Regions from separate parts of the Mus musculus genome. Here region 2 is linked to region 1. The links are chromatin loops, found by intact Hi-C in ENCODE. Cell type or tissue: left cerebral cortex. All regions are shown on one strand.

Region 1 (8,000 bases):
CTGTTAGTCCTGGACACCCTGTCTTTGTACTGGCCATAGTGTCTTACCTTTAGGGTCTCAAGGCATTTCCCTGTGAGGCAGTCCCAGACTTTGACCTAGAAGTAAAAACAGGCAATAGAGTTGGGAGGTATCAGTGGTCTCAGACCCAGATATGTCTGCGGACAAGGTCACTAGAGATCAGTATCTGGGTCTTGTCCTTGCCTGTGTTATTCATGGGCATTTCTGGTATGGCTGGAACCTCTGGAAAGGTGAGGCGGAGGTTTATCTGGGCTTACCGTACGAGAGTAACCAGCACTGGCTAACTTCAGTTCATCAGGAGAAAAGGCTAGACTATTCACCCAAATGGTATGGCCCTTGAGCTGAAGAGGCAGGTTGTTGGTTGTAGGCTTCCAGACACAGATGGTCTTGTCCCAAGAGCCAGATGCCTAAAGAGACATTCCTGAGCTCAGTGACCCCCAAAGGCAAACGGGCTGGCCTTGGTCTTGGAGCCCCAGTCAGCCTAGCTTACCAAGAGACCAGATGCTGAGTAACACAAACAACTGATGTTGCCAGTGTGGCCCTCCAGATTGTGGTAGGACACAACTGGGGTGGATGCCCGCAAGTCCCATATGTGCACAGTCGAGTCCCAGGAACCAGTGGCCTGTGGGTAGTAAGGAGTATGAAACCGCCCTTGCCACTCAGATGGCCACTGATGCAGGGTGTGGTGGGAGTAAAGCTCACCAGAGAATCCGAGGTTGGAGAGAAGTCACTGCTCTGGATGGAATCACAATGCCCAACCAAGAGGTGCACCCTGCGGCCAGACTGTAGAGAGAGTCTGAGCTGCAGGGGTGGAGGGGCCTGGTTGCTCCCAAACTTCCCAGGCATTGCCCTTCCTGCTGTGGCTTTAGCTGGAACCTGCATCTGATTGGGTGTGGGGAGAGAGTAGGGGAGGCACTAAGAGCAAAGGGTGTATCTGGTCCCCTCTGAACACCTGCATCATACCTGCACTTCCCAGACAATCGCTCTCTTGTCCCAACCACCTGATGCCAGCTGCTTGGAGTCCGGGCTGAAGCTGACAGTTTCCACACTCCTCTGGTGACCTACAGACACCAGCCCAAAGGTGGGAAAGAGGACGGGACAAAGTCCACAAAGGAGCCAAGGTGGCTCCTGCCCAAACTGAATACTTACCTTTCAGCACATGTAGACACTTGGACCTTGCCACATCCCACAGGCGGATGCTGTGGTCACTGGAGGAGCTGGCAATGAGGCGGCCATCGGGAGAGAAACAGCAAGACTTCACTGGGCCTGAGGCAGAGAACACAAGGCACTGTCCTGCCCTCCAGGTCCAGATTTGTTATCTGTAGTTCCAACCACAAGGCCTGGCCTGAGCTGGGTTCAGCTGGATCTGCTTGCCCATCTGGGGGGCATCGACCAATCTAGATCCCTGCTCCCAGAACCATACTCACTGCCCCAGCTAGGGTCTTTGGTGTGAGTCACCCTCTACCACCACTGCTTCCTGGATCTCAATAGGTCAGGTACCCTGCTTGCATGGCAAAGTCCCGTGTCAAGGGTTGAGGTAATAGGACCAAAAGCAGTCTGACAAGTTCACGTGGGTGACCTTGACAAGAGACTGACTGGAATAAGCCTTTCAAACATTTATCCCGCTCTGGGGAAGCTCCTAGAGGTAAAACTACATCGGGAGGGGTGTGTTTTATGAGTAGCTCTGCTGCAAGAGCCCCTGAGTGTTAGGTTTAGTGTCACCCTATCCAGCTGCCTCTGCTGGACTCCTCCAACCCAAAGTCCTATGTCACCACAGGAGGCTCAATGTCAGCACAGAGCCCTAGAGTCTCTCCAGCCATGTGCCTGAGCCTCACCTCTGTGGCCTGCCAGTCTCCATAGCAGTCGCCCACTCTTTGTCCCCCATACATACACACAGCCATCATCTGAGGCTGTGAGCAGGGTCCGGCCGTCAGGAGAGAAGGCAGAGCAGTTGACCTGAAAGTACAGGGCAAAAATAGTCCTATGCCTGTCTGGAGTCATTTGTCCTCTCAGCTCTAACCATCCCTAATCTGTCCAGGAAGCCCGGGTAGGGCCATAAACTCCAGGTCCCACTCCACAGCCATGCAAAAGCAAGTTCTAGGTCAAAAATTGACAAGCTCAAAGTTAACCCTAAGCATTGAATCTAAGCTAGAAATAACGATGCACACCTTTGAGCCCAGCCCCAGGGAAGACTACTGCCTGAAGTTTGAGACCAGCCTAATGCTGCCTCAAAAGACAAAGCAGATCTGTGAGAGCTTGAAATCTTGTTTACGTGAAGAGTTCCTGGGAAAACCCGCTACATTTCTAGACCAGGCTAGCCTTGAACGCAGAAATCCTTCTGCCTCTGCCGACCGAGTGCTGGGATTAAGGGCCTGTGCTACCACCGGCTTTAAAAAAAGAACCATGCAAGCCGAGCATTGGTGGTGCACGCCTTTAATCCAAGCACTTGGGAGGCAGAGGCAGGTGGATTTCTGAGTTCGAGGCCAGTCTGGTCTACAGAGTGAGGTCCAGGACAGACAGGACTAACAGAGAAACCCTGTCATGAAAAACCAAATAAACAAACAAACCATGCATGGGGAAAAACCTGGTGCTTACACCGGAATCCCAGCACTAGGGAGGCAGGGGCAGATGGATCTCTGTTCAAGGCCAGCCACATAGTGAACCCTGTCTCAAAACAAAAAAGAAAAAATAAACCTAGGGTCTATTCTTGAGTTGGGGTCTGACCCCACCAAGCCTGTGTAAGAAGAGCACTGGGGCCTCACCTCCCCGTGGTGTTGACCATAAAACCTCACTCTGCCCACGGCCAATCTTGTTGGGGCTCTGATGTTCATGGGCGCCCACTCCATAACCCGGAGGGCTCCCTCCTAAGCGGGCACCAGTCCCGTCGGAGGGGCCTCCGTTCCTAACAGGGCAGAAGGGAAAGGGAAACTGTGTACAAGAAGTCTCCATGGTAATGGGGCGGGGCGGCGCAGCCGCAGTGGGGGAGCTCTCTGAGCCGCCTCCATGGAAGGTGGTAGTGAGGCGAGCACTTTTAGGTTAAAGTGGAGGTAGAGTAGCAGGAGACACCAGAAAGAGTCTTCCAACCTTGGAACCTGCCTGCTGGCCAGATCCAGAGCTCCTCTGGCTGTCGAGCAAGACTTTGAGCAGAGTAGCCTCTAGAGGGCGCGCTGGCCCCGCGCACCGGGACGCAGTGTACCGCCCCAAGGACTCCTTCCTCTCACAGAGCAGGATTTAGCACAGTCCGTAGTTAAACACGTGAGAGCCTAGCACATGGTAGTACCCACGAGCCGCCCTGGGACTGAGAACATCTTCCTCTACCTCCAGGGTGCAAGGAGCAGGAGTCAGAGTGTGCCTAACGCAGGGCATGAAAAATATGTGTCAAGTCTATGCTAACGTCTGAGGGTCCGGGGCTGGAAGTACAGGAGGGAGGTCCCAGGAGCGCTTAGGATCGTAACGTGGATTTTGACCTGAAACCTGCGAAGACAAACCTTTACAGGTGAGGAAACTGAGGTCCAGAGAAATACAGAGGCCGATAGTGGTGCTGGTCCTGGGTTGGGCCCCTTTGCTCATCAATTACCATGGCCCTCACAGCAGATGTCTGAGGTCCCTTATTTCTGGTACCTCTGAGAAGCAGGCTCTCAGGGGAATGAAGCATGGGTAAGTGACTTAGTTCCTTCATGACAGAACCAAGCCTGCCAGCTCCCCAACCAGACCAAAGTGGGCAGGGATGGATGTGGGAGACCCAATGGTGTTGGGCAGGGCAGCAGAACTTTGGGAGTGTCGAACTCAAGGGTTCCCAGCGTGACTCATGTCCCTTTTCCTGTAGTCCTTCACCAGAATCTTCTCACGGGATCATTCTATTCCTGCTCTATTTTAGGCCCCAGACAGTGAGACGTGTATGGAGACGGCAAAGGCGGCTTTCAGCCGGGCCACTCTCATCCACACTCCCAGAGGGTCCGAGTCACTGCGTTGGCTCCTTGGAGACCTGTCTGTGCTGAGATTAGAAAGCCACCGCCACCCCCTCCCCAGCCATGACACAGCCCTCAGAAACGGAATTCCCTAGCCCCCATCTTCTCTGCTCACACATCGACACCCATGCCACCTGACTGCTCCTTTCTACCTTGGGCATATTCACTGGACTATCTGTCTACAGTGTCCCGCCCATCTCTCCTACTTAGGGTTAGTGTTGCTATGATGAAACACCAAAGACCAAAAGCAAAGTGGGGAAGCAAAGGGTTTATTTGGCTTGTTCTTGCACACTGTGGTCCCATCACTGAAGTCAGAAAAGGAACTCAAGCAGGGCAGGAGCCTGAAGGAAGAAACTGATGCAGAGGCCATGAAGGAGTGCTGCTTACTAACTCGCTCCTCCATGGTCTGCTCAGCCTGCTTTTTATAGAACCCAGGACCACCTTGCCCAAGGATGGCACCACCCACAATGGGCTAGTGTTAATACCAAAGATGGAAGGAGAAAGACCACCGACCCAATCATTATGGTCAAATTAATTAAAACAAGAAATAATTAAAGCAACCTTTTTTTTTCGTGTACATGGCTGCCTCCCCCTAAGTCAGGGGTCTAGACGTCAACATTGGACTTGAGGAAGTCAAGTCTTTTATAGCTCGTGGTAGAGGCTTTCCAAGTGGGAGATTTGGCAGGCAGAGAGGATGGGTTACAGAAGCAGACTGCACATATAAAGAATTAGCCCTAGTGACGTCCTGGAACATAGACATGGTTTCAAGGTGGGCATAACAAGATACTGATAACAGGTACTCATAGCAAGGTGTCCAGACCAGCTGCTCCCAAGTCTCTTCATATGTAAAGTAGGTCCTCTCAGGTTTGCCATTGGCATATTATTTTTAGCTATTTTATTGTGTTCTTCATATCTACCACCCTTTCGATCTTTATTCCACCATAATCCCTTCCAACCTGTTGTGGCTATCCCTGGTTGTCAACTTGACTATATCTGGAATGAACTACAATCCAGAATTGGAAGGCTCACCTGTGATTCTAATCTGGAGACTAGGAGATACAAGTGTCTGACCTGGATCTTGGCATGGAGATCTCGAGGCATAGTGGCTATGAATCCCAGAAGATTAAGACAGGGAGATCTGCTGAGCAGGCATGGTGGCACACGCCTTTAATCCCAGCACTCGGGAGGCAGAGGCAGGCGGATTTCTGAGTTCGAGGCCAGCCTGGTCTACAAAGTGAGTTCCAGGACAGCCAGGGCTATAGAGAAACCCTGTCTTGAAAATAAATAGATAAATAAATAAATAAATAAATAAATAAATAAATAAAAGACAGGGAGATCTTTGAGTTCAAGGTCATCTGGGACAAAGCAAGTCCCAGGTGTGGTGGCACAAACCTTTAATCTGGGCCACACCTTCTGCTGGAGACCTACATAAGGACATTGGAAGAAGGAAAATTCACCTACTTGCCTTGTGGGACTGAGCAACTGCTAGATCCACAGCTGCTGCTGACCATTGTTGGGAGTTGAACGACAGACTCTAAGTCATCAACAAATTCCCTTGCTATGTAGAGACTACCTGTAAGTTCTGTGACTCCAGAGAACCCTACTAATAAACAACCCCAGAACACTAGGTAGGAGAGAAAGGTCTGAGGGGAAAGGAGGCATAGATCTCTTTAGACTACATCCTGTAGATTAGGGGTGTTGGGTTCCTTAGGGCTGGTCCAATCTTCATTGTCAGGATATCTCAAACTTCTTGTCTCCTTGGTCACAACCACTTGACAAACTGCAACAAAAGGAACCAGCAGCAGGGACGGCAGCAACTGCAACAGGTCCTCTCAGGCCTTTCCCATTTATACCCTCTCCAGAATCCCCAGATTGAAACTATCTACAGCTGGCAAAAATCACACCCCTGCTAGTGCTTGAGACAACTCATAATCACCTGCTGTGAAGCAGCCTCTTATCCCACACCTGGAATTAAAACAAAAACATTCACATAATTGGATTTTTAAGAAACAAATTCTCACTAGTTCGAAAGGACACAATGACATGCTGCCTCTCAGAGTTGGTGTCTGGTGTGCAGAACTGCTCAGAGACTTTGGGGAAACCCTCTTCCAGACAGAGATTTCCAAACTTCCATTCCTATTGAATGCACATCTGGGGTCACTAGTGATGTATAGAGGGGCCTGGCAGCCAGGGGATTCATGACCAGGTGTGCAGGCCCTGGATTTGGTCAGGTGTAGTCTCTGGGGACCCTGATGAGATCACAGTATTGGGGATGTCCAAGTGTCTGTAGGACTCAGATTCAAAACCCTGTTCCTGAATACATTCTCTAGCTACCCGGCTGCTCCTGGGGCCCAGAGTGCCTTCCCCACTTCCATCACACCTAGCAAGTCATAGGAAGGTCATGGGAGGTATTTCATACCACCTATCTTCTCAAGAGTCTGTCCCACCATGTCTTTCTTTCAGCCAGTACTGTGGCTTGTCTTATGTCTCTCTGTGTCTCTTGCTCTGTAACTCACCACACAAGCACGTTCAATGTCATAGAAGGTAAGGACATGTCACTCTCCTCTGCAAAAGAGAAGCCTCTAGTCTTTAGGCCCAGGAACTTGTGGTCACTTTCCGATGAGCAAGGCAGCAGGAAAGCTCAGAGCCAGAGTGAGTGCTTGCTCCAGAAGCCAGGGAAGGGCCAGGGCCAAGGCAGGTCCCAAGGTCCCAGTGGGCATCAGCTTCTCCCTCGCTCCTGAGGAGTCAGGCCTGACTATCTGAGCTGTTCCCCAGTCCTTGTATCTAAAATCCTGCACAAGATTTAGACACTGAAAAGACCTGGGGGTTAAGAACACCAGGATGGGCCCAGTGTCCTGTGAGAGAAGAAGCACCTCATGGCAAGCTCTGCAGCCTTAGCCACAGGCCACCAGGCTCAGTGTCAGAAGCAGCGGGCCCACAGAAGTTCAGAGTCTCTTGAGAAACATCCACTCAAGTGAAGCCATAGTTCTTGATTTGGTAACAGACAAGAATTCTAAGACAGGTCAGTATGAAGCAGATCTGCAGTTTATTAAGAGAGACTAATTTCAATGGAAGTCCAAGTGCTAATAGAATCTCAGAGGAAGGCACAGCTATGTGAGCATGTAGGCCTCTCAAGGGATGGTCGTATTTAAGCCATAGCCATATATATGATCTCGAGGACTCTCAATTAGATTTGTAAAGATAGCTAAGCAACTTTGCCCTCATTTTTTTTTCCTTTTCAGTAAGTGAGGTTATGGGATGGCTCGGGGCGGGGGGTGCCTTTGGTAGAATTTCAGTCGGATAAGATAAAACTCTTTGTCAAAAGGTGGTTAAGACATGTCTTGCCGGGCGTGGTGGCACACACCTTTAATCCCAGCACTCCGGAGACAGAGGCAGGTGGATTTCTGAGTTCGAGGCCAGCCTGGTCTACAAAGTGAGTTCCAGGACAGCCAGAGCTATACAGAGAAACCCTGTCTCAAAAAACTAAAAAAAAAAAAAAAAAAAAAAAAAAAAAAAAAAAACTCAAAAAAAAAGACATGTCTTAGTGTACATGGGGTTTCTTATGAGAGGCCTAGAAAACTGCACACACACAAATAGAAATGGGCAAGGTGACATACGCCTCGAGCTTGGCTTATGCCTGGTTTAGCATTTTTACTTGCAGCCTCTCTACATGAAAGGAATATTGTCTCTATGTAGGTGACCTTCACATTTCTTCTCTTGAGTCAGGGTCTTGTTATGTAGCCCAGACTGGCCTTCAGTTTGTAGCAAGCCTCTTGCTTCGTCTCAGATTAAAGTCTGCCTGGTCAAAATGTTAATTGTGTTGGAGCTCTTTACAATCTGATTTTATTTTGAAGTGCGTGTGTGTGTGTGTGTGTGTGTGTATCATGTACATACATGGGTGGGAAGGTATGTGCACATGTGTGTGGGAGGGTATGAAGGGTGAGTTCATGTGTGTGCTGGGTGCTCTTAGAGGCCAAAAAAGGACTTGAATTCTTTGGATCTGGAGTTACAGGT
Region 2 (8,000 bases), 200 kb after region 1:
ATCACCAGGGATTATGGGAGAAAGGATGATTAATTAATGTGAAAATAATTGGAGTAGCTAAATATTACCCATTTATAGAAGGAATTAAAAGAAGTCTTATCAGTACCCAGTATAGTATATAAGAATGGACAGGAAGGTGAGAAGATAGTAACGTGAAGCTGTCGGGATGCTTTGCTGACCTTGACTGTAATCCAACTGCTGCTACCATATACAGGGAAATTGCTACATCCCTTGAAAAAATAGAAAATTTGTCATTTGTTGGGTAGAAAAATCTTCATGAGGGGTAAATTAAGTGAAGTCTCCCCTATGACCCACAGTGTCCTTGAGGTCTCTTACTGTTATCACCAATATGGCACAGTAGTTAATTGTCCCTTAGTTCTTAAAAACTCATGTCCCAAAGGTTCATATTAGCTGTTAGATCTTCAACACTTACTAAGTTCTTTGAAACTAAGCTTATCTCTAAAATGGAGGTGATAAATTTCTAGTCTTCCTAAGAGATTATGATGAGATGCTATACATAAAGCACTTAATATGGCACCAGGGACAACGTAAGGAATCCAGTAAGAATAGAAGAAATTTGGGAGAGAGAAAAGACACATACTTCTTTATGTACAGAAGTATAAAACTTGATAAATTACATTTTCTACAAGCCAGTCATCAGTGTTAGCCATTCTTCAACCCTGATAGAAGCAGAGATAAATGGTTTTCTCCTTAATAACCTATATTATAGCCGGGCGTGGTGGTGCACGCCTTTAATCCCAGCACTCGGGAGGCAGAGGCAGGCAGATTTCAGAGTTTGAGGCCAGCCTGGTCTACAAAGTGAGTTCCAGGACAGCCAGGGCTATACAGAGAAATCCTGTCTCGAAAAAAAAACAAAAAAACAAAACAAAAAAACAAACAAACAAAAAAGAACCTATAGTATAGCTGATACAGATCTAGAATGATTAAACTAGGCTTTCTTTATTTCATGCTCATAGTAAGACAGAATATGAGGATTTTAAGTAATTGAAGTCATAAAGTATGGATTGTTTCTCTATACCCTATGTAAGGAATGCTTTTTCTTTCTTTATGGCTCTACCCTACCTGCCTCTTTCCTTCACCTCCTCACATACCCTGAGGTATGGAAGGAGTGGAAGTGGAGTGGAACTGGGGGGTGAAAGGCATTTATATCTGAAGTCAGAAAGCAGAGCGGAATGAATCCTGATATTCATCTGTCTCACTGGAATGGCACCACCCACACTTAGGACAATCCTCCCTCTTTTTAAAACTTTTCTGGAAGCCCTCATAGATAAATCCAGAGGTGTGTTTCCATGGTAAGTCCGGTTAAGATGACAGTGAAAGCCAGGCATGGTGGCTTTAATCCCAGTATTCAGGAGGCAGAGGTGGGAGGATCTCTTGAGATAAAGAATAGCCAGCCTGGTATACACACAGGAAAAATCCTGTCTCTAAAAGGCAAAAACAAACAAACAAAAAAACCTTAAAAAATATTTTTAGATTGATTTATTTTATGCCCATGACTGCTTTGCCCACTTGTATGTGTGTATACCAAGTACCCCTCCTGGAAAGGAAGGGGGTCAGATCCCCTCGGACCTGAAAACTGCCATGTGTGTGCTAGGAGCTGACCTGAGGCCCTTTGTAAGAGCAACAAGTGAGCCAACTCTCCAGCCCACGGCTGAGACATCTTAACTGTAGATATTTGCATTTTTTAGACCTATAATTCCATCATCTGCTTTGAACTAGTGATATCTCTCTCTCTTTTTTCTTTTTGTATTATTTGTTTTGTTTGGTTTTTTTTTTCCTTTTTTTGTTTTGTTTTTGTTTGTTTGTTTGTTTGTTTGTTTAGTTGGTTTTTTCGAGACAGGGTTTCTCTGTGTAGTCCTGGCTGTCCTGGAACTCACTCTGTAGACCAGGCTGGCTTCAAACTCAGAAATCCGCCTGCCTCTGCCTCCCAAGTGCTGGGATTAAAGGTGTGCACCACCACTGCCTGGCTTTTTCCTTTGTTTTTGAGACAAGGTTTTTCTGTGTAGCCCTGGCTGATCTGGACCTATACCAGGCTGGCCTCAAACTTAATTCACCTGTCTCTGCTTTCCCAGTGCTGTGATTAAAGATGTGCACCACCACTGCATGACCTAGTGGTTTCTTTTTGCTCTCCTTACTACCTTGCTCTGCTAATGTGAAGCTGAGCTTGAACATTTGTGGTCATGGCTTGGGGGATGATTTAGTGGGTCAAGTATTTGTGAGTTCAGATACTCTATGAAAGTCAGCACTTACGAAATCTAGGCCTGCCATGTATATAATGTAATCCCTGGCTGAATATCAGCGAAAGGAAGAACACGGTCTCACTGGCCAGCCAGTCCAACTAAAACAGCAATCTCAAGGTCCAGTGAAAAGTTTTGTTTTGTTTTTTGAGACAGGTTCTTTGTCTGTAGCCTTGTCTGCTGTCCTAGTACTCTTTATGTAGACCGATTGCCTATGGGATTGTAGGCGTGGTATGTATATATGTATGTGTATATATATTCATGCTAGTAAGACTGTTTTTAAAACAATGGTGATAGTATTGAGAACTAAATCCCAACTTACACATGTGTCTATGTAGTTCATGCCTGTATAGCTCTTCTATCATGTGTACCCCACACCCACAGATACATATAAATATCTATGGTAGATCAAGGGGTTTGCCCCTTTCATTCTTTTTTTTTTTTTTTTTTTTTTGTAGCAAAAAATGGAAAAGTAGATTCAAGTGTAAATGGACTCTCTAGTCTCTTTGGTTAGGGATCCAGGAATTTTTGCTGCTAGTAAGATTCAATTTAATATAGGTATACCACATATATTATGGCTAATAGTATATATGTATGTGGATGTTAGTCTCATTTTTCCATTACAGTGCCAGTACACAGTGTTAGGTGCTGTTAGGTCTAAGTTTCTGTTGTATGGTCTCAGAGAAACTAGGGTCTGTTCTACAGCGCAGTTGTTACCATGCTTTGTCGAGTTTGCCTTTGTGATCTGATCATGACTTTCCATTCTTCAATTTGAGTTCTGCATTTTGAAGCTTCGCTTATGTGGGAAATGCTGCCCTCTGCTGGTAGGCTGAAGAACACCCACAACAGTGTGAGTAAGTTGATCACTGGGACCTGGCAAAGTTATGGAGTCATAAGTACTTTTTTTTTTTTTTTTTTTTTTTTTTTTAGTATCCATGACCTGATCCCAAGACTTATTCATTTGAAAATTATTCAGTAGGCATTAGAAAACCCCCAAGCAGAACACAGAAATTGCAACATTGAAAGATCTATCTCATATAGTATAGGGCTAACCTCTTATTCACAAACTGAGTTGTTAGAAGTAGAGATGAGAGCTGGAGAGATGGCTAAATGGTTAAGAGCAGGACCTTCTGCTCTTCTGAAGGTCCTGAGTTCAAATCCCAGCAACCATATGGTGGCTCACAACCATCTGTAATGAGATCTGATGCCCTCTCCTCGTGTGCCTGAAGACAGCTACAGTGAACGTACATATAACAGTAAATAAATCTTTTAAAAATTTTTTTCATAAAAAATAGAAATGAATTCCTTGGATATTATTACTGTTAGTGAAGAGTTGGGGAAAGGGACTACCCAAATGACTGACAGCCCAGCTAAAGTCTAGAATGAGAGTGTGTAAGGAGACTGGACAATGTGTGGTAGTCTGGTTTCTTACCTCATTTCCTCATCTTGGCTATTCCTCTAAAGTTGTGTCATTGTTATGCATTCATCTTTGAGAGAAAGAGCGAATACTTCTGTAAGAAGTAATGGGACTCTTGAGCTATGGGATACGTACAGTTTAGCTGCCAGAACTGTAAAACATATCCATTTTCTCCAAAGTAAAATAAAATAATCACACTATTTGCCAGTCTAATGAGTGGTTTATGGTTCCCTCTTATCGCCCCCCACCCCTGTGTGTGTGTGTGTGTGTGTGTGTGTGTTTGTGTGTGCGAGAGCGTGTGCGTGTGTGTGGTTACTGTAAGGTAAACCTAGGTGCCCTACCACTCAGCTACATTCCTAACTAGAGAAACAGTTGGTAAAAGCTGAAAGTGATTTTTTCATTGTATACACACTAATTTTTTAAAAAGAAATTTATTTATTTAGCTATTCTGGAACTCACTTTGTAGACCAGGCTGGCCTTGAACTCAGAAATCCTCCTGCCTTTGCCTCCCGAGTGCTGGGATTAAAGGAGTGCGCCACCACTGCCCAGCAAGAAATTTATTTTTAATTACATGTACGTGTATATTTGCGTGAAAGTGATGGGGCCCTGCGATGCCAGAAGAGATATCCTGGAGCTAGAGTTAAAAATGGCTGTGAGCCCTCTAATGTGTCTACTGAGAACCCAACTCAGGTCCTCGGGAAGAAGAACAAGTTCTCTTGAGCTACCCAGCCATCTTTACAGCCCTGACAAACCGATCTTTTGTAAGAGGTCTTTCCATGGACACATTCTTTGTCCATTAGTGGTTTTGTGTATCTTTTTCTTACTGACTTATAGGAACTCTTTATGTTTAATAAATAAGTCTACAAACATCTGTGTTTAAACCTATGTGCTTCTTGGAGGTTAGACATTAATAGAGGGGTAATTACAACTTGTTTTCCTCACTGGTACATGGAATTCATGTTATACTTTCTCCCACTTTCTTCTCATTCTTCCATACTTCAGTTTTTTGTGTGTAATTAGTTCTTTTATATATAAAAAAATTTCTATTTAATGAGTTAGCAAGATTTTTTTTTTTGAAAAATTGCCTCTCTAATCCCAGAAAGGTTAAAAATCAAAACAAGATGCCCATTTGTTCATGATTTTTTTTTTTTTTTTTTTTGGTAGACTTGGGAACAGGTCACCTTTTATCTCAGGAGCTCACTCACTGCTATTCTTTTACCAACAGTCTTTTCTGGATGACTGTGTTTCTGTTATCAGAATAGCACTTGTATGGTACGTTCACTTTAAAATATTTATGCACATCCTAACTTGTTCTCAGAACACTCCTGAGTTTTTGGCATTGTATGTTCTCCAAATTATGCAGGTGTAGAATTAGTATGCATGTAGAGATCTACATTATTGCCCTGAAAGAAGCCTGAGACTCCTTGTTTGAGTACTTCTCTAGAAGAAGTAGCTTTCCATTCTTTGAGCAAAAACTAAACCAAACAAATAAAAACCCTTACAATGATTTTGAAGGGTATTTTATGTGCTTAGTGGCAGAATAAAGAATGAGATGGTGGGATAATGAGAATTATGAAATGGTTGAAATATTGTATTGCTGCTGGCCTAGTATCCCTCTCTAGTCTGCAGCATGTAGTATCTATGGGATCAGTCATAATAATGATCTCTGAAGCTGTGTTAGTGTTTAATGCAATAGTACTTTACTTCCAGTTCTACGCCTTGTTCCCATTATTGGATGCTCAACTCCATGTGCCCTTTTCAGTTGCCTTTCCATGGTCTGTCAAGTTATGTCATCATGTTGCTCATTGTGTCTTTCACTGTAAAGCACATACCTAAAATGTTCCCAACTCATTTTATTTTTGTAAATAAATGTAGTGAATTTTCTTTTTAAAATAGGGACATTATGATGATATAATTGTATTCTTGATATTTTTTGTTTCATGCTTCATTCATCTGAAAAATCTTGATGTTACACAATTAAGGATCCAAGCTTCTCAGCTTTGCATTAACTTATCTGGGCAGAGATATTCAGCAAATCTAAGTGTCTTATTTGTGTGAGACTGAGTAAACAACATAAAGGGACAATGCCAAACTGAGTTCAAAATTATCTCATTACAGCCATGAGGGCATGTAAAATTGTAAAGAACCATCTTCTAGGAATAGGCTCACAAGGATTGCCTTAATGCATTGTTAAGGTCCATTGTAGAGCCCTTAAAAGTATCCAATAGAAAATCTCAGTGTAAGGGTCATTGAAACAAAGTTATGATGATTTTCTTTTTCAATCATTTGTATTAAGCTACAGAGCAAAGGGAATTTCTGCTTATACTGTTGGATTTTTGTCTCTATTAAAAAGAGGCTAAGGAAAAGTTTATTAAGATCTACTGTCCTCTCAACCTGTTGGACTTGTCTCATCTGGCTCCTGCTGACTTCATCTTTTATTCCACAAACCAGTCAATATCAGTTGCCTAGAGTCTGTCATTTGAACTGAATGAATCAAGTCGTTAGTCTGATTAGCCAGCCAGTGCTCTAAGGAGAATACCTGCAGGATAGGTATTGGGAGATATGTGAATGCTAATCTAATTCTTAGGAAGCTTTCTAATACAGAAAGCTCTCCATTTGGCTAGTTGAAACAAAAATTCTTAGCTATGTAGCTCCATGGCAGAGCACCTGCCTGACATGCATAAAGTTCCCTAGTTCTATCCCCAGTGTTAGAGGAAAGGTCTTAGCCCTGAAAGAGCCCAAAAGATTGTTTTTCTTTGCTCTTCTTCTTGGGAATTTCCTCAGCTTGGGTGGTTTTCTCTTATACATGCACAGATAATCTACAGCTAAAGACATGGAGAACCTATGCCAATCTCAGTTGTGCACTCAGTGTAGCCCTCTCCCTCTGGTCCAGTGCCCTGTGAACTCCTTTCCCCAGTTTTATTGACCTCCTTGACTTCTAGCTTCATATCTGTAACTCTGGGAAACTGATAGGCTACCTGGATGCTTTGTTTCTTTCTAGCCTAGAAAAACCTCTGACCCACTCTTTCTTAATCTTCTTAATACTGAGTTCCTGTAATACAGTTCCTCATGTTGTGGTGATCCACAACTGTACAGTTATTTTCACTGCTGCTTCATAACTCTGATTTTGCTACTGTTATGGATTATAATTTAATTTGGGGGGGGGGGATAGAGGTTTACCAAGGGAGTTGGGACCCACAGGTTTAGAACCACTGCTCTAAATAGTTAAGAAGAACACTCACAGATCCATTCACCATATTCTATTTGCCTCCCAGGAATCATCGTTCTTCATCTCCTGAAGTCTAGTACCTGGAACTGTTGCTTTATATACTCTGACAAGTACCATGGTTGTTTAGTTTATTCTATAACTCTAATTCAGCAAGAGGTATTGAAGTACACGTATGTGTATTTCATCTCCTGGGTGGGATAGGGTGGGGCTGATTAGGTCTCAAGTTGTCCAGGCTGACCTCAAACTCACTATGTAGCTGTGGATGACTTTAAACTTCAGATTCTCCTGCCTTTTTATCCCCCGAGTACTGGGATTACTGGCATAAAGCAGCAAATCCAGTTTTATGCAGTGCTAGGGGTCAAACCTAGAGCCTAGTGCATGCTAGGCAGGTGCTCTGTTGACAGAAATATGCCCAAGCCCTATACTTCTATATACTTGTATTTTGTTTATTACATTTTATTTTGAGGGTGTAGCATATATCTCACAATGTACATACGGGAGTCAAAGGACTATCCACCCTTGAGAAGCAGTTTCTTCTTCCATCATATGAGTCCAGGGATCAGATCATTAATCAGTGCACATCATTAATCGCAGTACCCGGGAGGCAGAAACAGACTATATAAAATATTAAAAGAACTATTTTTTGGAGAGAGGGGTCAAGGTTTGTGTAGCCCAAGCTGGCCTTGAAGCCATGGATGACCTTCAGCCCTTTATCCTCTTTCCTCCATCTCTGTGTTAGATAAGAGGTGTGAGCAGTTATGCCTGGTTTATGCAGTGCTTGGAAATCAAGCCTCCTAGGCAAACACTCTACAAATGGAGCTACATCTCCAGCCCCCTGCAATGATACCTTTTCTACTCCTGCATATACAAGCATTTCCATTAGTTATATATTCCTAGAAGTGTTTAGGTTGCTGGATTAAATAGTATGTGCATTTAAAATGGACTTGGTTTTAAGAAACAGTACGACAGATGATCTCTCAGTGTACCAGCTTATGTGATAACCTTTTAATAGAGGAGGCTAGACAGTGATCCTGAAAACTAGTTTTGACAGTGACCCATTACATAGGAGGATTTACCTTCCCAGTAGCATAAGAAT

Evidence for each region. A loop is a pair of places that touch in the nucleus more often than their neighbours do. Peaks named below come from ENCODE experiments on the same cell type or tissue, not always from the same donor. Only the 100,000 strongest peaks of a DNase experiment are listed, where the experiment ranks them.
Region 2: a loop joins it to region 1, with 7 times the contacts of the local background. A loop is called at or near these places in 19 of 42 quality-filtered maps.

What each region holds. Positions count from the first base shown.
Region 1 is chr2:38,993,257-39,001,256 of GRCm38, reverse strand. Wdr38 (WD repeat domain 38) reads right to left here and starts at 2,948. Exons shown (of 9, transcript NM_029687.3): 1 at 2,781-2,948; 2 at 1,854-1,974; 3 at 1,168-1,284; 4 at 982-1,079; 5 at 721-801; 6 at 509-640; 7 at 276-425; 8 at 48-95. The coding sequence starts at 2,864. In left cerebral cortex, a CTCF peak has its summit at 3,163 (motif pointing right); a DNase peak (open chromatin) is centred at 3,183; H3K4me3 peaks cover 868 bases; H3K27ac peaks cover 334 bases.
Region 2 is chr2:38,792,362-38,800,361 of GRCm38, reverse strand. The region is part of intron 3 of Nr6a1 (nuclear receptor subfamily 6, group A, member 1); the gene reads left to right. Among named protein-coding and RNA genes, the nearest start is that of Nr6a1os, 20 kb to the left of the region's middle. In left cerebral cortex, a CTCF peak has its summit at 3,081 (motif pointing left); a DNase peak (open chromatin) is centred at 3,062.